3 separate regions of the Homo sapiens genome follow, and regions 2 and 3 are each linked to region 1. A link is a loop called in an ENCODE intact Hi-C map of the cell type or tissue named here. Cell type or tissue: CD14-positive monocyte. All regions are shown on one strand.

The links. Peaks named below come from ENCODE experiments on the same cell type or tissue, not always from the same donor. Only the 100,000 strongest peaks of a DNase experiment are listed, where the experiment ranks them.
Region 2: a loop joins it to region 1, with 2.0 times the contacts of the local background. A loop is called at or near these places in 6 of 110 quality-filtered maps.
Region 3: it touches region 1 in a loop (2.7-fold over the local background); 5 of 110 quality-filtered maps call a loop at or near these places.

The regions. Positions count from the first base shown.
Region 1 is chr6:6,329,146-6,337,145 of GRCh38, reverse strand. LOC124901253 (a long non-coding RNA gene) reads right to left here. Exons shown (of 2, transcript XR_007059428.1): 2 at 6,979-7,393. Among named protein-coding and RNA genes, the nearest start is that of F13A1, 12 kb to the right of the region's middle. RefSeq lists an enhancer at 5,285-5,334. In CD14-positive monocyte, no CTCF peak of the experiment used is centred here; a DNase peak (open chromatin) is centred at 3,425; H3K4me3 peaks cover 1,349 bases; H3K27ac peaks cover 2,897 bases.
Region 2 is chr6:6,491,825-6,499,824 of GRCh38, reverse strand. The region is part of intron 3 of LY86-AS1 (LY86 antisense RNA 1); the gene reads left to right. Among named protein-coding and RNA genes, the nearest start is that of LY86, 93 kb to the left of the region's middle. In CD14-positive monocyte, CTCF peaks have their summits at 4,803 and 4,907; DNase peaks (open chromatin) are centred at 3,784 and 4,914.
Region 3 is chr6:6,392,269-6,400,268 of GRCh38, reverse strand. All of the region lies in intron 4 of LY86-AS1 (LY86 antisense RNA 1), which reads left to right. Among named protein-coding and RNA genes, the nearest start is that of F13A1, 76 kb to the right of the region's middle. RefSeq lists enhancers at 7,468-7,667, 7,798-7,967. In CD14-positive monocyte, no CTCF peak of the experiment used is centred here; DNase peaks (open chromatin) are centred at 4,278 and 7,308; H3K4me3 peaks cover 3,786 bases; H3K27ac peaks cover 5,580 bases.

The sequences.
Region 1 (8,000 bases):
ATAACTTTCAGAATCATGTCACCTGTTTAAATTAAAGGGAACTTTAACCAAGTAGGCGGGTTGTTAACTCGAGGCATTGTTATAAATCCTGATTTTACGTAATTATTTTTGAGCCTTTTATTTTTGTGTGGGTCGATGGGAAGAATGGCTGTTAGCCTATCTGCATAAGGTCTATGTTGTCTGCATATTATCCTTTCTTAACTTAAATCTAATTTTTATATACAACATACAAGACATGAATTGTATTTGTTTAATTTAAATTTTCTTTTAAATTTTACTTCCTGTTCAGGTTATTTCTTGTCTCTTGCTCAGAGACTGATGGCTTACTCTCTGTATTTGAACCCCTAGTTCTCTTGGTCTCAACCCTGGATGTGCACTTCCTTTCTTTGTCTGTCTAGTATTTAGGTTTCTAATATGGATCATTCTCGTGGCCACCACACTTCACGCCAAGCTCGACGATAACCATCCCAGATTATAATCCTTGAGCCCAGTGAGGCATTTCAGGTTCTAAAAGTCACCTATACTGACCCATCTTGTCTTCCCCTTAATTATAATGGAAGCCTGAGATCATGTCTTACCCCAACAATGAAGTCTACTGTAATCCAATGAAAATATTGAAAAAAACTTATTGGGAGCACGAACTGGTGGCCTGGGAATAGGACCAGCTCACAGACAAGTTTTATTTAGCCAGACATGTATTTTAGAAAAATCTGAGTGTGTTCAGACAGAACAGGGACTCTCAGGTTTGAGTACGTGTTCCTGACACTCAGGTGTCCTAAATCACACTACATTAACGTTACCTGTTTGTCCCTAAATGTATTTGACATTGTGACAGTGAAGACTGGCTTTGACCATCCAATTATTTTAGGTTACCCCTATTGTGATTTTATTTTTTTTTAAGAAAATGCATCCTTCTATCATTTCTAAACTGAGATTTTGTGGGTGCTATGATGTCCTATCTGCTTAACATATTTGACATTGTTTTATTCTTGGTGATGATCCAAAGGCAAACATGAGTGACTAGAAGTAAGACCTCTGCAGTATCCTGAAGGTATGAGCAGCTCTAACACACTGAAGACTGTGACCATGATGAGCTACTATTTGAGACTCTGGTGAATATGCTTCTGGGTGGATTTAGGCAGTCCTTTGTGGCATGAATGTTCCTTCCATCTTTTTAAAGGACAATGCAAAATGTATTCCTTTATATTTGATTATTTTGGTGTTTTATTAGTTATGATCAGGCTTGGTTACAAGCGATTAAAAAACAAGAATAACAGTGCTCCTTAAAAAGTGATCAAATGTTTATTTAACTCTCACTTAAGAGGCTGAGGAGGTGATCCAGGGCTGGAATGAGCTCAGGCTCCTTCTGATTGGCTGCTTCATACACCATCCTTAAGGCTTTCCCGATGTGATCCACATGGCTGCTTTAGCTCCAGCCATCACGTTCACATTCCAGCCAGAAGAAAGGAAAATAAGTCAAGAAAGGGCACATCCCCACCTTCTAAGGACTCATGCCAGAAATTTCACACACACATATCTCCATTTATACCCCTTTCTCTACAGTTTAGTCATCTGGCCATAACCACACACAAGAAAAGTTGGAAAGTAGGATTCTTCTTGCAGACAAGTGCATAGCTAAATACTGGAGGTTCAATTATTATAGAAGAAAAAGAAAATGGATATCGAGGAGCAGCTAATCTCTAATTTCAATATACATAACAGAATCATTATTTCAATAACTTAATTTTTCATCGTTTATGTAACCATCACAAAGATATTTGTTTTCTGCCCAGAAAAAATAAATGCACATACCCGAACACACCCAACATGTCTGAATTCAAAGGTGAAAAAGCCCTAGCTCCCAGATGTATTATTTACTTTAATAATATCTATGATTATTATAAATGAAAAACCTTTGCTATGGATGTTTTAAATGCTAAAATATTTTACACTGAGTGCCTATGGCCATTTTAGTTTACTGGAATAATCTAATATATGATGGATTTATATGTCAAATTTTTCCATGAGAAATGACTATAAGTGCAGCAAATAAGCAATTCTGAAAAAAAAAATGAGAAAGGATGGCCCAACACATGAGCTTCTCATGGAAAATTAATTAGGTGCTCACGGCTCCCTAGACCTCCTGGGAGCCACCCCAAGAGGAGTTTCAGAGAGCCAAAGAAATGGCATAAATAAACCATGGTGAGCCACCTGCAGAATTAGAGAGGTGGCTAAAAGGTTATGTGCCATCAAAGAGCTGGTCAAGAAGCCTGAAGGAAGGCCATCTCTGATGGAAGATAGAAGTTGGCAGCTGACTGCTGTGGCCAAAGCAGCTGCCGACAGATGGTGAGAACAGAGAGTTGTCCTGCAAAGCTTCAGTGTGGTGTCTGGGGAGCACTGATATGGAGCCTTTTTAAGCGCTTGCTGGAAAAAGAGGTGACCCCGCTCAGCTGTTTGGGGCCACGAGCCTTTAGGATGTTAGCTTTGGCAGCAAAGACCCCATCTGCAGAGTTTCCATTTCGAGACACTCGCAGAGGGCCCAGTGCCTGCATCTGCATTTATCCAAGGGGAGCCTGCAGGGTTCCCTCTACCTGGGGACTTGGAAGCTCTTGCAGAGAGCACTCAATTGTCCTTCCATATGAGGTCAAGGAGAGAACTGTGACCCCTGGTCCTTGATGTCTCCCATGCAGCTTTGGTATCTCCATACAAGCGATAGCTGTCACCCTGTGAATAGCGATGGAACCTGAGGATTGGGCTTCACTCAGGAGCAACTGAACCAACATCTGCTCCTCCAGGAGAAGTTCCTCATCATCAATCTGAGGGATGAGAGAATAAATAGAACATAGAAGGGCTCCTGAGTGCTCAGAAAATAAGGAGAGAACTCTCAAAAGTCATTGGCGAAGTGGAATGAGGCTAGAAGCCCATAATCTCAAAAAATGAAGAAGAAAAAATATGAAAAGAGAGATGACATCAGGGCAAACCCCAAAAATCCAGAAACAAGAGAGTGAATGTACAAACATCAATGGCCAGACCATATATAAAAACAGAACTACAACCCACAGCCTGCAGCAACCTGCCCTGGAGACTATCCCACCTCTATGTAGCCAGCCAAGGAAGCCAGTATGCTACTTATAAGTCAGACTTGTAGAAAGTAAGTTCTTATCTCTCATAACAACTCAGGAAGTCAAGCAATAACTTCTATAACAATTGTCAAAAATGGCCAGGACTTGATCAATAAATTACAGCTTCCTTAATTTTTGTCCATCCTTCCAATTTAGGACCAACTGGAAAAAGCAAAATATACCCCCTAACCAATCAAATGGGATTCCCATTTCTAGTGAGCCACCTCCAGCTTCCTCATGCCAACAGCCTCTAATCAGCGCACACTGGAACCTTCCCTTTCTGCCACTCTAAAACTTTCCCACTCCTCTGCCTGCCTTTGGATTTCTGCCAAAATGCAAGTGATGGTGACTAACTGTCTTGCAAGCTCTGAATAAATAGTTTTCTGGTTCTCATTTGGTTGGTCTTCATTTATTTCTGCAGAAACTATGCATCAGCTCTCAGTCCAAACATATCATTATTTGTTACCTTATCCTCCTGTCCAGGAAGCCTTCTTCTCCCTTCCCACCTATCCACATCATACACTTTCTTCCAAACCCGACTGCCTCCAAAACCCTACCCCAGATAGCGGCGACTAATCTGACACTTTTGGTCCACAGTGGTTGGTGATTCCTATCACCTCCTGAAGGCCACTGGCATTCTATATCTCTAGAGTGCATTTTGGGGCTTGAATTATTTGTGTTACTGGTTGTCTTACTGTCTAATTCAGATGTGTTTCAATGTCTTCCCACAAAACCCTGAGCATTTACTAAGGTGTCTCTCTCAGCAGTGTTACTCAAAGGGGGTCCACCGAGGCAACGTCAGCATTCCCTTGGGATGTTTCAGAAATGCTTATGAACTGGACCCTGCTCCCAATCTGTCTAATCAGAAAGCCTCTAGAGGATTGTGGTACACATTGGTTTTTTTTTTGAGAGGCCCTGCAGCCTCTGGCATGAATCAGTTCATAGGTCCTAGGAAGTATTCAGTGAATACTCACAGAACAGAATTGATTACTTCCTTTAAATGAACCAAAGCTTCAAATAGAAGCACTGCCTTTTGTTTCAAGGACTGAACACATGAAACTGAATGAAATTTCTCTGGCCTGAGAACAAAAGTAAAAAACATATTGAAACACAGCTCCTCCCAACACATTCAGCCATCACACACTTAGACACTTCAAAGAATAGAGATTTTTATGGCGTGTGAAGAGTGAGTTAAGTACTAGCAAATTCTCAGATTAACAATAGTGCCGAAGAAGCTGCCTACTAGATGGTAGTTTTTTTTTTTTTTTTTTAAAAAAAAAAGGAAGCTAATGACCATGGAGAGGGCTGGTTCCTAACCAGGAGCTGCATCAAAAGCCAGACACTCAGATGCATGAAGAAGTCTCAGGTACCTGGGAGGGAAGGGAGTGTAACGCAGTCAGGAAATGGAGTAGTGCCAAGTATCAAGGCAAAACTGCCTGCAACAAAGTATTTTTCTTTCTCCCCAAGTGTGGCTGTGTATGCAAAACCTGGGCTCTGTTAACAGTTGGAGCCAATTGGAGAAGTGAAGCATGTAAAATTATGTTGAGGGGGAGTCTTGCATGCGGTTTGTGCAGGGTGTGCAGCTATAATCACTACTGAAAGAAAATTAGCTGCCCTAGTCAGATCCTGGATACCTCTAATAGCTTCGGTTTAAGGAAGTAAGGCCAGATGACTGGGTTTTTTTTTTTTTCTTATTATTTTTCAGAAAACACACGAAGTTGGCAAGAGAAAGGACATCTGAAATTCATGAAAATGATCGCGGCACTGGCCTTGCATGTAGACCCCTGGCAACCAGCAACTCTGCAAACACTGTCACTTTCCCATCACTGTGTTTTCTAAGTTGTCTGTGGGGCTCTTCAGTAATGGGGGCTGCAAAGAGTTTGAGGACAGACAGTGAGTCACTTGCTGGCTTTGCTACAGCATCCAGAGACGATCTGAAACAAAGTCCAGGCTGCTGCTGCTAAGTGAGAAGAAAGATAGCCTTTGGGGTCAGCAGGCCCCTTATCATAAACTACTAAATAAGCATGTTTCATACAAACAACAGCCTTCATTTTAAACAGGCCTTACCTCCACTGCACAGACTCCATATGCTTCTTAAGAATCAAACTTAAACTGGAAGATAAAGTCTGAGGTTTGGGATTGGCAGTGTTGTGTATGCTGTCTCGCTGATGTGAAATACTGATAATAAATCCAAAGAAAAGCAAGTATATTTAGTCCAAGAATACCTTCATTTCCTTTCTAAAAACAAAACATGATTAAAATCCCACACAAAGAGGTGAGCCTGCCTGTAGACCGGAAGGCTGGTAAATACATTAACGACACCTTAAAATCTGAGTCTTACCATGCCTTGGCAATTAGACCAGACAGTATAGAATGAAGAACTAAAAGCCGCTTATGGGCCCCTGGGCCACAGATTTCATAAAAAATTAATGCTGAGTGAAATAGAAACCATCTGAACTACAGCTGGCAAACATGTGCAGGGCTTTGATCGCCAAGGCCCAGCAACAAAGAGCATTTTCGGTTATTGTTTGTTCGACTGGGACTTTCTTCTGTCATATTTCCTGCCTATGCTGAAAGGCATTTTGAGACTAGAGAAGAAGTGGTGGGAAGTGAGGGTTGAAATAAAGATGGTAGTTGGCTGTTGTATTTAGAATAAATGGGCAGTTCTAACCTGCTATGGTTAACAACCCTGGTCCAGAGAACATGAGTAAGGGTCCACAGGCAGAGCCACTGCGAGGCACTCGTGAGATAGAAGAACCAAGGGGCAAGGTGTCCAAGACGGATGTTCAATGTTGCTCTTCCCTTCACCGAGAAGCTTAGGGGCTGACCGTAAGTCTTTTGCGGGAAAGGACCTCTCTCTTGCTCCCTGCAAATCCCTTGCAGCACATAACAGAGTCCCTGACCCGTATGAGGGTCCCATAAAAACTATTCTGTTGACAGACCAGAGTGGTAGAGTCACCCCACCTACAGGGGTGGTCTCCAATAGGTACCAGCTAGCTGCCACATTCTAATGTCCCCATCCCCTGCACCAGAAGACCTGTGCCTACACTGCTCAGAGGGTGAGGAGAAATCCAATCATATCTTCCAGGAGCACCATGGGCCCAGCTCTAAGAGAGATCTTGGAATGTGTAGATTTGAAGGGAAATTTTGAGTAAGAGAAAGATAGGAGTTTGGAGAAGGTGTACTTTAGCCAAGACAATGGACTTGGTTTTAAAAATGTCTGTTTGAGTCTGAAATCCGTAATGTGCCAGGTGTGTGATTATGAGCAAGCCCCTTTGCCTCTCCAAGCCTCAGTTCCCTTGTATGAATAAAGCATTTTAGGGAGCACAAATCATTCTTTACACTTGCAGTTATTTAGTGCTCCCTTTTATGTGGCTCTCAGCCTCAGAAGCCAAAGTTTAAGTGAGTGGCTGACTGTTTAAGATAAAGGTGAAATAAAAACCAGTGGTGCATATACAATTCACTAAAAACTTTTACTTTCTTTTTTTGTCAGCAACCCTATTGCTTTCACTGACATAAGAGATTCCACTGACTTTAATTCATTAATTAACTTGTATTTTTGTACATATATTATATGCCAGATTAGGTCCACAAGGAACATATTTGTTATAGGAGGAAAACACAGAATATTTTGAAGTCTATTAAATCGTGGAAACAGACTTGTTGACGAAATTCCAAAACACTAGCTTTTAATATAGTTTCCCCTTCTTGACTGCAGGCCTTAAAGATAGATACAATTTCCTACTCATCACAAAGTCTGTCAATAATAGATAGATAAATATTACCATATTAATTATATTGCTATATATTACAGCATACTCAATATTAGTGTTGTATTATTATTATAAACAGCAGGTTAGATAAATATTTATTTGATGAATGTGTCTCAGTTATCTATTGCGATGTAACACACTATCCCAAATATTAGTGGATTAAAATAACAGCCACTTTGTTTCATTGCTCACAATTTTATGATTTTGGCAGGGCTCAGCAGGGCAGTTTCTCTCTGCTCCATGCACCATCAGCTGCAGCTCCTTGACTGGGGCCAGAGGATCCACTTGCCAGGTGGCACACTCGCGTCCTCACTCGTGCTGCAGGTTGGCAGAGATGGCTGATGCCTGGGCTCCGGTAGGATTATGAGGCAGCTGGACTCCTCTCCCTCCCTGCACATTCTCATGTCCCCACCGCTCCATGTGGCCTCTCTGTATGGTTTCTCCATGTTAGCTGGACTCCAGGAGTGTAGCTAGACTTCTTAATGTTGGTTAAGGGTTCTAAAAGCATGAAAAGGCAGCTGTTAGGACATCATATAGCTTAGGTGGAGAACTGGCATAGGGCCACTTCCACTGCACCCTGTTGGTTGAAGCCAGATTCACTGTGGAAGGGGACTACACATGGCTGGGAATACCGGGAGGCATGGATGGTTGATCCATCCTTGGAAACTAGCTAATCCCAAATGAATAAATGAACACAATCATTAAAGAACCCTTCAGGTTTGAGGGTGAATGTTTAAGAAAGTACTACATAAAGCCATACCTAGCTATAATATGTGTGTGTGTATATATATATAGCATATATATGTATATAGCAGATATACACACACACACATATATGTGTATATATATGTATTTGTGTATATATATATGTGTGTGTGTGTATACACATATATATATATATATGTAATGGTATCCCAGGAGGTTGCATACAAGGTGAAAATATAGTAGAGACATAGGCCATGTCCAATTCCATAAAACACAATATCACATCATATCACACAGTTAAGCTTATAAAACATTATTGATTCTGTTTCCCAGAACAGAAAGTTTTCATAGGCTTTGTGATCATGAAATCAGATGGAACAATCAGAAGGAGTTTGAATAA
Region 2 (8,000 bases), 160 kb before region 1:
GCTTCCATATTCAAGAAATGCATTGAAGTCTCCCATCTACAAAAGACCTTCATTGCTCCCAATTTCTTCACTGCTACAGATTTATTTATTTATGAACGTCCATACAGTTATTTAAGTGGAACCTCTGCCACAGGGAGTGGCACATGCATGTGCTATTCTACCTTATTCGCACTAGACACATGCCCACCTCCACAGTGCTGTTTTTAAAAATGGGATTTTTTTGTTGTTGAATGTGTTCTCATCTCTTATCTGTATTCCTACTACTTAACGTAATATTTCTGGAGACAAGAATAGGCTCTTGTTGAAGGAAAGAAAAAAGGAAAAGAAAGAAAGAAGGAAAGAAAGGAAGAAAGAAAACAAAGAGAAATAAAGCAGATTTAAATGAAAGCAAACAAATGAAGTAAATTGAGATAATAACAAGCAGTGCCACTCTCTCTTAAGTATGTATGATGAGCAGTTAAAAATAGTCAAGTTATTAATCCCTTTGAAAGACCTTGGCCTCATTGACCACCTTACCATGTGCCACACGTATTAAATGAACAGCTCCCAAGAGAAACCGGTTCTAAATATGTTAGCATGTTCTTGCCAGCAGGGTTCCTGGCACACTGGGGATACCTGCTCCAGAGTGTCTGTGGGAGAACTCAGACACATCATTCCCCCTCCGGCTGTTGAGGGCCTATTGATGAAAAGATGATACAACACAGACACTGCAAGTGTTTAAGACTCAAGTTTAAAAAACACACTTGCTACTTCATTTATTTTCTTCCCATGAAACTAATTGAGACCCTAAAACTCTATTACCATGAGGATAGAAAACTTAATGTCAGTCGCTGTCGTAATCTTCTCCTTACTAGGGCTCCAACAGACTCATGGAGCCCAAAATGTGGAGAGAAGCCAGATTACCCACATTAGAAATGCTGGCATCTTCATTGTACTTGAGGTCCAACAGATCTTTGCTGTGCCTAATGTCCAAAGAGGAAATTCAGGGCTTTGATACCATCTCTCTTTGAAGTCCAGTTACATTGTTGAGGCCCTGCATTGGAGTGGTAAGGGGGTCTCCCCTTCTTGAGAGGTCGAGGGACCTTTTACCTCTCTCTAAAGCACCCTATTGAGGTATTTTGGTGTAATCTCTTTAATTGTTGGAGGCTTTGGTAAATATCAAAGCTAAATCAATAGACCACTTCTACCTTCTGCCCTTCTTTGAGGCCATGAATCCAGAAGAGACCATCTGCCTCAATAGGAGTGGGGGCAGTGAGTGGGAGTGGAGGATAAAGGGGAGGAAGAGGGCAAATATCAGAAGAAGTAAAATCAGTTAATGTTTCAAAAATACTACTATGCCATAGTATGTACATTTAACCACAAAGGGCTACCTCACGGGCTATATGGGTGAATACGAAATGGCACCCAGGCCAGGATGAGTTGAAGTGGGTTAAGGTGAGTGGGAACAGGGGAGGGGTGGGAAAGATTTTTCTGGAGAGTTACCACTGAATTTATGACAGAACTTCTTGGAGAATTTGAGGAGATGAAAATAGCCTGTAGCTGTGGTGAATGCTTATTAGCTATGCCCACTCCACAGCCATGCCCCTCCCATAGCCACGCTCCCTCCCCCAGCACTTTGTCAAAGGCCTTTAGCCAAAGGCATGAGGTGCTGCATTCCTGAGGACTCCTGAGCCCAGACTGATGCTCCTGGAGGCCATGTGAATGTGAAGAATGCTCATCTTGTGTGGAGATTTTACTAATCTTTATAGGGAGCAGGACAAATATCTCCTGGAAAGTTCATGGCTACAAACATCAGTGCCTGTGGCATTCATACCATTGCCACAGAGCAGCCTCAGGATGCTGCCAGCTGATCTCACACATATTCCAAGGAACTCCAGTTTCAGGAGGAGACCGGCGCGGTCCCATTTGGATCCAGCTATGACATCTATTCACTTAAAAGCCATAAAGATTCATTTTGCCAAGGAAAAAGTATGGAAGAGGATTATGGACATTGACTCAAGCAGATACTCAAACCAAACCCATGGACCCGCTGGGCTGCATAGCTGGCGCTACCATGAACAAACACTGCTGCATGTGGCGCGGGCCCTGCCGCAGCCGTGGTCAGCTCCCTCTTATGTGCCCATGAGAAACAAAGTGCTGGGGGCCTGCTGGGTCCCACAAGAACTGGAAAGTCACCTGGCAGCTTTTCTGTCAGGCATATCTTCAGCCTTCTTCCCCCAAAGACTGGCTCCTCTGCTCATCGCTTGAGGCCACCAGCCTCAAGTCTGCATGACTTTGTCTTGACTCCCACTAGTAACGGACACAATCTTTCAGTGAGAGACCCAATTTCCTATGAGAGAGAATCTGATTTCCCAAGATTTAGTCGTGTCCACCATGCCCATAAAGCTGCTTCCTGGAAGAGATGAGTGTATTGATAAAAGCACAGTGGTCTGATTATGTCCCTCAGCCAAAGCTGCAGATGCGGGCAGATGATTTTACAAAAGCATGAAGGCTCCAAGACAATAATTAATGATTAACCACTTCAGTATCCTATTCTATTCATCCACAGCTAGTCGTTGATGTCACTAGTGCGGATACTGTAACAATCGTGTCTCATCTCAGGGCATGCTACATTTGATTTCAAAATTTTCAATATTTTCTATTTCTGATTTCAGGTGTGGTGCCACATTTACATGATGAGATAAATAGAAGATTACTTTACAGAATTATTTTAGAATGTTTCACATGGTTTTCAATAACTAAGGAACACCGTGATATCATCATTAGTGTTTGCTACATCAAGTGAAGGCATAGGCAGTAACACACATGCCTCGTCCAAAAAGAAATCAAAAGGGCTATTATTCTTCATGGGCCCATTTAATTTCCACTTTAACTTCTCCCAAAGACAACAATCAGCAATTTTATCACCTACTGGAGAAAGGTATTCCAGGGCCTCAGGGCTCATCAAAATGAATGTGTTTTCTATAACATCTAGTAGTTATTGACTCCTATACGCTAAGACATGTCGATAAACACAGGCCACCATTTTCTCTGTGCTATTTTAACTACTACCATTTTTGCATTTCAGCACAAGAGCTGCTCTTAGTCAGAAAATGCCAGATGGTACTGAGGAATCAGACTCATACTATTCCAGAGCAATGTCATCTGCAGAAGAGAGCCAGTAGCTAATTGACAGAGGTGCCCTTGTTGTTTTTATGGAAGTCAAGATGTCCTACTTCTATCACTAGACCTGTCCTTCTATAATTGGCTTGGGTCTCAAGCTCTCTTTGGAACTTTATTCTAGGTAGGATCTTGCCTCTTCAATTCTGTCTTCCGATATAACTCTACAGTTCCTTCTTCTTCTTCAAATGGTTTTTCTTTACTTCTCTAGCTTTGAGAAATCCATCCTTCTCTTCCTCAAAGTTATTTTAGTTTTTCTTTTCTTCACCAATCTTTGGGTAACTATTGTTTGTTATTAGAAATATCTTTTTAAAAAATGTATCTATTTTCTATCTTTACAGCCAACTGATATTTCCAGACAGCTAAATATTTTGCTTCTTTCTCTCCACTTTGGAGCTTCCATGGTGGTTTTCCCTTAGTGGGTGTCTAATTAATAGTTGTTGGTGAAGAGATTGCTGTCCTGAGACTTGCTGTATCCTGATCAGATCAGAAGAACAGTCCTATAGGGCATGATAAAATCAGGAATTAAATAGTGAAGTTTAGCCCAAACCAAGACACCATACGGTATCTTGGAGTAGATTTCCCCAGAAAATTGTTAGTTACTCAATAATTCACAGTTACAGAATGAGTCACAGAAGATATGGCCAGGAAATTCTTTTTTACATGTCATTCCAAAGTTAGCTTGTGAGTGCGGCCCAAGTCCAGTGATTTCCAATTATCTGTCTTTGGATGGATTTGCTATCACAGAGTCATGTATGAAATATTTGATTTCTGCATCCACCTTTCCAGGTCGGAATATCATAGCAATATGTGGAAATTTAGCAAAACAGAGGTAATTCTTTTTAAATTTTTTTTTATTTTTTAGAAATGTACTGGGGCAACTGTAACAGAAGTGATTCTGATAATCGTTTGAGAATGATTGTTCTAGGATAGTAGTTTTCAAAGTGTGGTTCCCAGACCGGTGCATCAATATCACCTGAGAGCTTGTTAGAAATGTAAAGTCTAGGGCCTAAAACGACTAACCAGAAACTCAGGGGTGGCCCAGCAGGTGTTCTCTGCTCCAGATGATTCTGAAACATGTGAGAATCACTGTTCTAGGGACATCTTATCATTATAAGAATCTATTATTTGTAGGGAAACTTTTTGGATAAAAATTTGTCTGATTGTTTACAAATATGTGACACTGCCAACAATTTGCGATCTTCTCATTTAACAGATTTTTTACTAAGTGTTCCTATATGCCAGATATTATGCTAGGAAATAGCATAATAGGAATAGAATGATTTATGGAAATGAAGAGACAAGTAAGTCTCAATATTCTGCCTTAAGGAGGCCTTAGACTCAAATGGGATATGCCATGTGAACAAATATGATTCGGTGCTATAAAATGTATGTATAAAAGGTTAATTCTGTTATGACAGATGTGGTCCAAGGAAGACTTTTGGGTTCTGCCCCAGTTCTGAACCCTGAGAATTACATGTAGAAGTTAGATAGGTGTTGAAATACCCACTTAAGACTTTAAACGACTTAAGCAAGTTTGAAGAATGAAACTTGGAACTTCTGGCCTTTGCAGTCCTCCTGTCCATGTGAAGACCTGCGGTTTACTGCAAGAGAGTAACTGAGTCTGCAGAGTGAATATTCACCTAGCCAGAGGTGTGACTACAGCCGGCCTCCCCATGGCAAGTGCAAAACAGCCCAGAAGAAGGAGGTCCCATGAAACCATGAGCTCTAGCATGGCTGTCCACCGGAGCAAGGGGGCGCCCTAATGCTGTATATTCTTGCCTTGTACCTCAGGAGCACTGAGTTAGGGGAGAAAGAGGTATTCCCTCCTGGGAATGACGTCTAAGTCCTTCCTCTTTAAGGAAAACACGTGGAACTAAGTAGTTAAGTGCCCTCTACCAAAAGCCAGGAGTTTGTAGGCAGATGAGCAGAAGGAGGGAGCATTTCATGTGGAGGGAAGGGCACAAGCAAAGATCCTGGGGCCTCAAATAACAAGGAAAATTTATAGAAGGTTGGTGTGGGGTTTGGTTGTTTAATTTTTCAGTTTTTATCTTCAGTTAGGGTCAGCAGACTAAATTACTTTAAACATTAGAAAAGGAATTTCACTGATTTTAAAACAGAAAAATGGGGCCGGACGCAGTGGCTCATGCCTGTAATCCCAGTACTTTGGGAGGCCGAGGCAGGTGGATCATTTGACATCAGGAGTTTGAGACCAGCCTGGCCAACATACTGAAACCACCCTGTCTCTACTAAAAATACAAAAAATAGCTGGGCGGGAGTGGCATGCGCCTGTAACCCCAACTACTCAGGAGGATGAGGCAGGAGACTTGCTTGAACCTGGCAGGCGGAAGTTGTGGTGAGCCGAGATCACACCACTGCACTCCATTCTGGGTGACAGAGTGAGATCTTGTCTCAAAAAAAAAAAAAAAAAAAAAAACCAACCAAACAAAAATAAACAAAAAACAAAAACAGAGAAAAAATTGAAAAGATATACTTGACCAGTAATTAGAGACTATAATAAAAGAAAATGAAATCATATTATAGGGTTTTATATTTACTTTATTTACATTTTATATTATTTACTTATAGCTGTACATTATTTATATTTATATCTTTTATTAAGAACTGGAAAAATATGGAAATGCATTCTCTACAATGTTAACAATGAGTACTTTGAAATGTGAATCTGTTGTTAGTATTATTATTATAATTTCAGAGAGAGGGTCTTGCTGGTTGCCCAGGCTGGAGTACAGTGGCACTACCATAGCGCACTGTAGCCTTGAACTCCTGGGTTCAAGCTATCCTCCTGCTTCAGCCTCTAAGTAGTTTGGACTATAGGCGAAATTATCGACAGCTTGAATCTTCTTTGCTTTGTGATTTTCCTTGTTTTTTCAGTTTTGGGAAGTGGCCATGTATTGCTTATACAATTAGGAAAAAAATGACAGTAGATCTTATTTATGAGGCAGAGCTGCACACTTGTCCAATGAATGGCCATGGATGATCTGTTCATTTTGCCTGTCTTAGTCATCAGTCTGGATGATGATACAAACACAAATGGCTGTGGCCATCATTAGTCGTCGTGAAATGGATGTAGCAGTTATGATTTGAGGAGGTTCATTTGCTGAATATACAGCCAATCTCAGCCTTTATTACCACTTTATCTTTTTTTGTAAATTTGTTTTTTTAATTAAAGAAATAGATTCAATTTGAAAATTGAGTTCTAAACAAAGTAGTTTTATCAACTATTTCTAAACATTCTATTGACTATTTTGGAATTGTTAAAAACAACATATTTCCTTTTTAAAGGTTCTTTGGCAAGAAAGTGGTTTAAATTCTTTATTTATTCTCCTTTTATGGATCGATTTACTTTTATATAGTTCATGAAAACAATCTAAATGTTTTTGTTTGTTTGTTTTGCTGAAATGCATCATAAAAGTGAAATCTCTAGTGGCAAACCTCGAATAAGTATTTTCCCCTTCTATCCTGCCCTTGCTTGTATTTTCTGAATTCATTTCTTTTTTTTCCAGAAATTTGGGGGATGCATGCAACTTTTCCCTTGTCTGAAGTGATAACTCTGCATTCATTCTTGACCACCATTAATCATGCATAGCTGTGCTCACTGAGGCAATGTTTTTGAGCCAATGGATGAACAAGATCTCATTAGCACTGGTTTCCATGGTTTATCGCTCATGGCCAATGTCACACAGAATTTTCAACCAGGATGGGAACGCCCAGCAGCTGGATGTCCAGCTGCCAATTCATCAATTTGAGAAGTGAGTCTGTTTCCGTCTAAGTTGTTGCATGCAAGGCATGGGGGGCTGATTCTGTGCCCACAGTGACTTCCTCCACCGTTTCTTTTCCAACCTCCGCCAACCCTGGTCATTGTCATCATCATCTCAGGCACATCACACACCCAGAAAGGCAATTCACAAACCACATGTTGGGTGAGATTTCCTCCAAAAGAATGGCAGGGGCAGGGGGCATAGAGACCCCACTCCTCATGGCAGTTCTACTGGGACTGGGGCAAACATGAAGAAATCATTACACCCATCTCTTTACCTCCACAATCTCCTTTGGAGATAGCATATCCATCCCTCCGGACAAGGAGGTGGTGAGGCTGGAGTCAATCCTATAGCAAAATGCTTAGACATGTGGGCAGGACCACCCAAGTCCTAGCCTGAAAAAGTTACTGCACCTGGAAGTAGGTCAGACAACCAGACCTAAGCAAGCTCAGTGGGGGATTGCCAAACAGAGCTGGGACGCTTGTATGATACCGAATGAATAGATGAGGGAGCAGCACACCAGGAATGTGCCGTGTAAGTTCAGTTCAGCTCCATCATCACTCTAGGAGGTAGAGACTCTGTTCTCATTTCCCAGAGGAATTAACTGAGAGTCACAGAGACTGAAGAACCCCAGTGAGCTGGGCAGTTATGGCATGCCTGTTTATTTACGTGTGTCTGATTTCGAAGCCACACTCTTCATATAACAGAGAGAGGGTTTGCACGTGTGTGTGTAATGCTTGCGCCTAGGTAAAGTATTAAATGTGTGCAACCTGATTAATATTGGTAACTGCCTCAGGGATTGAATAAAAGGGATTTAATGGAAGCACCATTTATTGAGGTGGGACAGAGTTGAGGAAGTGATAAGGCAAAGTCTAGCACTCAGGGACTTGAAACAGGAGGAAGCAGTTTCCAGTTCCAGGCCTGAAGGAACTGGCAGAGCTCTGGCTGTGGAGACACTGAGACAGGGCTACCACGGAGGCCTGGCAAGGACTGAGTAGGGAAGAGGACACGCTGATCCCACCCTGATCTGACCTCTTTCTCCTCCGGTCTCCTGCCAGT
Region 3 (8,000 bases), 63 kb before region 1:
TTTAAAATTATCTGTCCTAGGTTATTGTGAACTGCCTTTGATCCCGCTTCTCAATGAGCATAGGAAAGAATGCATTTGCTAAATCAGTATCCACATACCAAGTTAAAGAGGCTATTTGATCTAGTTCTAAATCTAGTAGAGACATCACATCCAGCACAACAACTGTAATTGGGACTATCATTTGGCTAAGTTTGTGCTATCCCCTCATCAGCTACCATGATCCATCTGGTTTTTGCAAAAACCATATCGTTGAATTAAATGGGAATATGATGAGAACCGCCATCTCTGCATGTTTTAAATCTTTGAGAGAGGTGCTATTCTCAGGTATAATCCCTCAGATGCAACATCACTTCGGATTTATTATCTTTGGTGAGGGAGAGAGAGAGTTTCAGGGACTCCCACTTGGCCTTGCCTACATTTATGGCTCTTACTTCGTAGGTCAGGAAACCAATATGAAGGTGCTGCCAGATGCTATGTGTATCTGTCTCTATTATGCAAGCTAGGACAAAGGACATAGACTCAGGGTGAACTCATGTGAGATGGGCTTTGACCAGGACTCCATTTATCTCCTGACATCTGTGAATCTCAACTCTAACAAGGTGTCAGGATAGTATTAAAGGCTTAATGGCATCTTAACAGTAGCTGTTGATCCATATCCATATCCTTATTCAAAAGCTGTTAAAAGATCTTTCTTCCCTTTCCACAGTTTATATTTACTTTGAAAAACAGCTATCAGTTCTTTGGGGGAAAGACTGGAGTAAGAGCTACTGATAATCCTTCTGTTATGTTGCAGGATCTTACCTCCAGGAGACCCCCCAACCCCTCAGATCTATGGATCTCAGTCTATACCCTCAATATGTATCCCCAGCAGGAACATTGACCTTCTTTGGAAGGAAAGGTATTATTCACCAAAAAAGTTGTAGGTTCTGGAAAATATGGAACAGCAGGAACCTTCTGGTTCCTGGTGAGTAACATCTTTCTTCCCAGAAAAGGGTCAGTACTTCTCACTATGACATGAAGAAACTTGAGCCTGTTCATTGGTCTAGTATCATATTGTAAGACATTTGTAAGGAGAAGCATGTCCATGGTCTCCAGGTAATGAGAGGTTACTTCTCCTCTGACAAGAAAGAAGTAGGCTTTTATGCAAATTCAAGTAAATTTGGGAGATTTAAGGTTCTCAAGTGTATCTACCCAAAGTTCCCCATTCCAGGTCTCAATGTCCTACCTCTTCTATATCAGACCTACACTTTAGTGTAGGTGGTTTATATCTCTAGCACCGTATAACCAAATATTGTGTCTGATTATTCATTACAGTTTGTCTTCCGGCCACAGGAGGTGTGGGTCCTTCTTGTAGACTTCTGTCATTCAAATTAGAGCTTGGAGTGATAGCTGTCATTTTATTCTTTCAGGGCTTCTGTCATTAACAAAGAGAAGCAGTACAATTATCCTTATAATAATAATAGTAATTATTATTATTTTTTGAGACAGAGTCTCACTCCGTCACCCAGGCTGGAGTGCAGTGGGTCAATCTCGGCTCACTGCAACTTCCACCTCCTGAGTTCAAGTGATTCTCCTGCCTCAGCCTCCCGAGTAGCTGGGATTACCTGCATGCGCCACCATGCCTGGCTAATTTTTGTGTTTTTAATAGAGATGAGGTTTCTCCATGTTGGCCAGGCTGGTCTTACCCTCCTGGCCTCAAGTGATTGGCCTGCCTCAGCCTCCCAAAGTGTTGGGATTACAGGCATGAGCCACCATGGCCAGCCATTGTTATAATGATCATTGCCTACATAAACTTCAAGAGCTAGAACTATTACAGAAGGCAATGTATCCCCTTTCATCTCTGCCCATCTCAATCCACCAAAGGTAAGAGTCTCACTATTTGTGATACTGTATGCCACCAGAAATGGGGTACTTGCTGCCATCTGTTTGGTAAGCAAGTGGGTTCCACAATCTCATCATGAAGATCTTCTTAGGACCACTTCTGGGACCATCTGATTTAAGTAAATGTAACAATTACCTTTTGCTGCATTATGAATCATCCCCATAATTAGTGGCTTTGAAAAGTAACCTTTTCTTCAGCTCAAGATTACATAGGTTGACAATTTAGGCAGGGCCTAGTGGGACGGTTCTTCAGGTTTGGGTTGGGTTACCTGTATGTCTATGATTGGCAATGAGTCAGTTGCAGATTAGCTTTGCAGATTTTGGCTAAGTGTTCTCACAGACAGTAACAGAAATGACTCGCACTGGCCCACGTAATGTCTCATTATTCTGCAGGCTAGTCTAGGCTTTTCAACATACAGAGGCTGAGTCCCAAGAGAGCAAGAAGAAGCATGTAACAATCATTTAGGCCTCAGCTCATATCACTTGCCACTGTCGCTTCTGTTGCTTTCCCTAAAGTAAAACAACTCACGAGATCAGCCCAGATTCCAGGAGTGGAGAAATGATCTTCATCTCTTTATGGGAGGAGCTGCAAAGTCACATTGCAAATATAGTGAGGGGGAAATTGCGGTCACTTTTGCCACGAATTTGTCAGAGTTGTATCCTCCCAGAGGCAGATCCGGACAAGGAATTGATCGCAAGCACTTAATATGAGAGGTGATTCTAAGGGGCACCAGTAAGGGTGCAGGTAAGTAAGACAGGGAATGGAGGGGAGTCCACACGAGGCGTGTTCATAAGAAGGTTATCACTGTAGGAAAGTGAACTCAATGCCACTGGATGCCTCTGGGAACCTATACAGAACCTGTGTCAGAATCGCCCATAGGAGGGAAAGGAAACTGAGGCATTTATACACCAGTTCCTCTCTGTCATTGTTTGAGGGCTGCCCCTGCAGGCTTTGACTCCCTAGGACTTCCGGCCCATCTGTAGCTGGCCATGCTTGCTTCGAGAGTCCCAGACGGCTACAGTACAAACCTCCGTGTATAAGGGAGTGGTGAGTGCCAGGGGATAGGGACTGAGCACTAATGACAAGGTGAGAACAGAAAAATGACCACAGGATTTGGCCACCTGATGGTCAGTGAGAACTTGACCAGAGCAGTTTCATTGGAGTGGTGGAAAGAGGTCTGTTTGAAGCAGGTTCAAGAAAGAAGGGAAGGAGAGGTGGAGAAAAAGGATGAAAGTCTTTTTAGTAGATTTCTGCAGTGAAGGAGAGTAGAGAAATGAAATGGGGTGGAATCTGAAAGGGGAGGGAAGGCAAGAGGAGGGTATTTTTTAACAATTGAGAGATACTGTAGGTAAATTGCACACAGACAGGAATGATTTGGCAGAGATGGAAAATGTGCTGCTACGAGAGGGAGAATGGGCAACTCTGGGAGTGTTGCTACTGGGGTGTGGGCAGGTGGTGGTTTAGACAGAGCATGCAGGAGTTCTTCTTGTTACTAAATATGGCATCCTCAAGAAGGCCTTTCCTGATATGCAATATAAGACAGATCTCGTCCACATTACCCTGTCCCATGTTGCTCTTTGTGCTTATCTCTATCTGAAATTATGTTGTTCATTTATTCTTTTATTGGCTTACTGTAATGTGAGCCCCATAAGAGCAAGTATCACCTCAGTCTTATTCAAATGCTTAGTCACATCGCTATCGCTTAGAACTAGACTGGATGTTATGGACACAAATGTTTGTTGAATAAATAATGAACTGATGAATGAATGAAAGAAAATAGCTTACTGGTGCCTTCTTCATATGATGGGATAGTTTTTCTGTAACAGGGTCAATTCTATCAGCCTTGGTCCCTGCCTAAGTGTGAGAGGCGGCAGTCATGTTGTATACCTGAACGACGATGGATCACATCTATATGCACGCTGCAGGGTCAACCACTTCCTTTAATTAGGAAATTTCACTTTTCAAATTGGGATCCTGGCAAAAGCACTTTCAGTGGAGTGATGGTGACAGAAGCCTGTTTGAAGTGGGAGAAAGAAAATGATCAGAAGGCTTTTGCCAACGAATATAGCAGGTCACTCCACTAACCCCACCCAGTTTGCCTTCCCTCTCAAATCCACCTGTTTCTTGATTTATTCCCTAACTCTCCCCAGCATTGTCCTCAACAAATAACTCAAATTCTGGCCTAAGTGAAAATTAATCCATTAATCTAATTGATTGATTGATTGCTTTGGGTTCTTTTTTTTTTTCTTTTTTCTGGTTACTATGTTTATTAGCCTTCCTGAGCAGAAGCAATTCCAATGCCTGTCTCCGAAGGGTAGTGGTACAAAAGGGAGAACCAGTCTCTCCTCCAGCTACGTGCCTGTGAACTCTCTGTGGGCGTGTGACATTACAAAAATAGAAGTGGCAGAGCAGTACTCTCAGCTACTTTGGATTGCAACACAGTGAAACGTAAAATTTGCTTTTGCAGTTGTTCTTTACAAAATGGTTCCCATTTAAATCATGAATGTTTTTCATTGTTTTTTCTTTCTTTTTAAAATCCATATTGGTTACTGAATAACAAGGTCAAGTTTGTTAATTCTGGTGGACTTGGCTGCAAGGTTGGCCAGTACTTACCACTATGTGAGCAGGTGCCCATCCTCCTGTTGAGAGCTTGCCTGCTCAATTACAGGGGCTAAAATGAATAGAATGTTGGAATGATTGACACCTAGTTGTGGACATTATTTTAATTTTCAAGTCCAATATTTTCCTATTTAATTCATGCTCAAAACAGTTCACTGGTGGTTCCGTGGAATTTAGCTTCTGATTTTGGTATATGAATCAGTATTTGCTATCAGTTCAAGATTTGGCACAGTGTTGCTTTTTAATATGATTAGAGTTTATAGTTTAAATCTAAATGTTAGTATTGAAATGAGTTTGCCTAACTAATGTAATAGGCAAATAGCTACTAGCCACATATAAAAGCTTGATTTAATATTTATTACATTCTGGAGATGAATGCTGTTAATTCTTAATTGTGTAGATGTGGATTATAAATATCATCAAATCCTCACTTTTCAGATTTTTGGCAGTAAATTATATTATAAAAACAAAGTTCACAACAAATGAGATACTGGATGTGCATAAAGTCTTGGTGTCCAGTATACATATTTGGAACATTCATATGGTTTGCAAGTGCTTGAATATTGCTTGGTCTAAATAAAGGATAAAGGATGCAGCCTTGTATGGGTAGAGAATATGACCTCGAATTCTAGGTCCAATCCCCTCACTGATAAGCTCTGTGCTCTTGGCCAAGTAATATTCGTAATCTTCCATTCCGAGCAAGCTCCAGTTTGCTCATCATAAAACAAGGCATAATCTAAATAAGTGGCCTTTATACTTTTCAGGATCATTTTGAATTGATGGCAGAAACTGTGTCCTATTCAATTTGTAGCCAATTGTTACAAATGTTATGTAGTTGTTTAATAAAAATATATTGTGTTAAATGAAACTGAAGACACCTTGAAAACTGTAAAGCAATATACACATAGAAATGGAATTGCAAAACGTGTTTAATTGTCTAATCCCTTTCTATTTTTTCCTCCTCCTCTTTATCTGCTTTCTCCTTTTCTACTCCAACCATTTTTCCTCTTCCTCTTCCTCTTCCTCTTCTTCTTCTTCTTGTTATAATAGAGAGTGAAAGAAAGAGCATTTTTTCCAGAGAAGCCTGTGTTTGCTCCCTGATATCCAGTACGAGTGCAATTCATGGCTAATGCAACTCATCCTGCTGGCTTTCTTAATTGTTTACTCCTTCACCCAATCATTTTCACTCACCAAACATTTCTGAGCATCTCTAGGGTACAGGTCTTGCTCTGTGGTTGATGTTAAGAGGTCAAGATGTGGCCCACATCTGTAAGCAGACTTGTTTTGGAGACAGGTGAGGAGAGCTGCTTAACTTTGGTCATGCACCATGGCCTGGCTGTTTAATCACAGAAAGGAAAAGTGAAATAGGAATTACTCTCCCTGACCCACATGTCCACAGCATTAGGAAATCAGGAGAATGGAGTACATTTTTCTCTTTCCATGGCAGTGGGCCTGTTCAGAAAGGCAGGAGAAATGCATAGAAACTTTCTAGATGGCAGAATGCTGTCCTCCTGCAGGGCACATGTGGTTCTGGAGGGGAAGGAGGTGACCAGACATCAGCGGGGGGGAAAAGAATAAATATTTGAGATTGTTTTGTTGATAAGAGACTGAGATGTCATTGAATACTTGTTGAAACACTCTTGGTTTGTTGAGGGTAAAGAGTTTTGACATTTTTTTTTCCAAATATCTACATCCACAGACACACAAATCCACAAATGCTACCAGAGGTACTAAAAGTCTTGTGGAATATGCTGCCCTTGAGATCCTTAAAACTGGGAGAGAGGTGCCAGGGAATGCCACCAAAAGGAAGAAAGAGATGACTTCCTAATGATGAAAATAATAACAATGATGAAAGAAAGAACTGGTAGATATGGTAGATATTGGATAATTCCTATGTGCCAGGGACTGTGCTAACTGCTTAATATGTATTATCTTCTTTAATTCTCAGAACAAGTATGTGAGGAGCACAAAGCTTATAAAGATGAGAAAAATGAGGCAACAAAGTTAAGGAAATTGCCTAAGATTACATAGTTTATGAAGTGAGATTTGAGCCTATCTAATCGACTCCAAAGCCCAGGCATTTAATCATTACATTATACTACATCTAGAGAGGTCTCAGAGACTCCAGCCATTCCAAAATGGAGTCTTTTGGTTACCACGTTACCTATATATTTATGAGATTTGGTTCTGCCACGTGACTGCATCTGCAAACACAAAACCCAAGCTTGTAATAAAGGAGTACTGTAATAACAGAGCATGCGAGGGAAACCAGTGGTGCCTGCAATTCCTTCCCTGCATCTTATTATATAGTAGCCATTGCCAGGACAGTGTCTACCCTCAAGGTGTGCAATTCCACTGAGAAAATAGAATTATTGTGGTCATACTGTGTTGAAAGGCTGCTCAGAGAAAGCAGAGAATGTACACTTTCGAGATGAGTGAGAATTTCATTCATTCATTTGTTCAAGAAATATTTACTGAGGACCTAACATGTGAAAGGTATCTTTCACCTAGTAGTGAAAGATACAGTCTCCACCACGAAGGGATTTACAGAGGGAAACAGATCAGAAAATCCATGCCACGCATGTGCTTGAATAGAGGAAACAGATCAGAAAATCTGTGCCACGCCTGTGCTTGAATAGAGGCATGCTCTGGGTGCCGTCAGCAAGCCAAGGAGGAGCATCAAACTCAGCCTTGAATCCAGGAGACAGGAGGGGGAAAAATAGGTAGCAGTTAGCCAGAAAGACTCAAGGGATATCTGCGGGAATCCCCATGGAGATCTCCCATGGGCAATAGGAGTTTGCCAGTTTTGAAAACCTCTCAGTCATTGGGTGATTTGCAGAACTGAAACAGGATGCTGCAAAGGTGTGAGCTTCAGTCTGCATAGGGCTTCAGTGCAGCTTCAGTCTCCAAAGGGCTTAGGTGAGACCCTCACATTTGGGTAAGACTTGTGGTGGCTTACACACTGTTTTTACACTATCATCTCATGTGATCTCCTTTGGGACAAATGTTATCATCTTCAGTTTACTGATGAGAATGCCACGTGACCTGCCCCTGTTCCCACGGTTCTCATAGGTAGGGCTACAATTCAGACTCTCATCCTGCACTCCAAGGCCCCTTCTCTGTACCACATGACCTCCCTCCAACTGGAGCGAAAGTTTGTCAAGAAGCTCAAGGCTTCTGAAAAGCCCCGAGGACAAAATACGCTATACTGGGTCTGGGTGGCTGCCAGGCATCAGGACCTGAGACAGTTGATGGGAGGCAAGCATGAAGGGCCTGGTGAGGAAGACAGCAGTGGCAGGAACAGGAAGGCAGGGGTGGATTCAGCATCTAAGAGGTCAGAGGGTCAGCCCAAAGATACAGTGACAGGGTTGTGTGGCTTTCATCCTCACTGGAAAAGTTTGAGTTTGTTGCCTCTGTTGGTCCCATGGGTGTTGACAAATCCTCCAGGGCTTATCAACTGTCCCACTGCCCCCACCAGCTAGGTCGGAGTCTCTTCTGA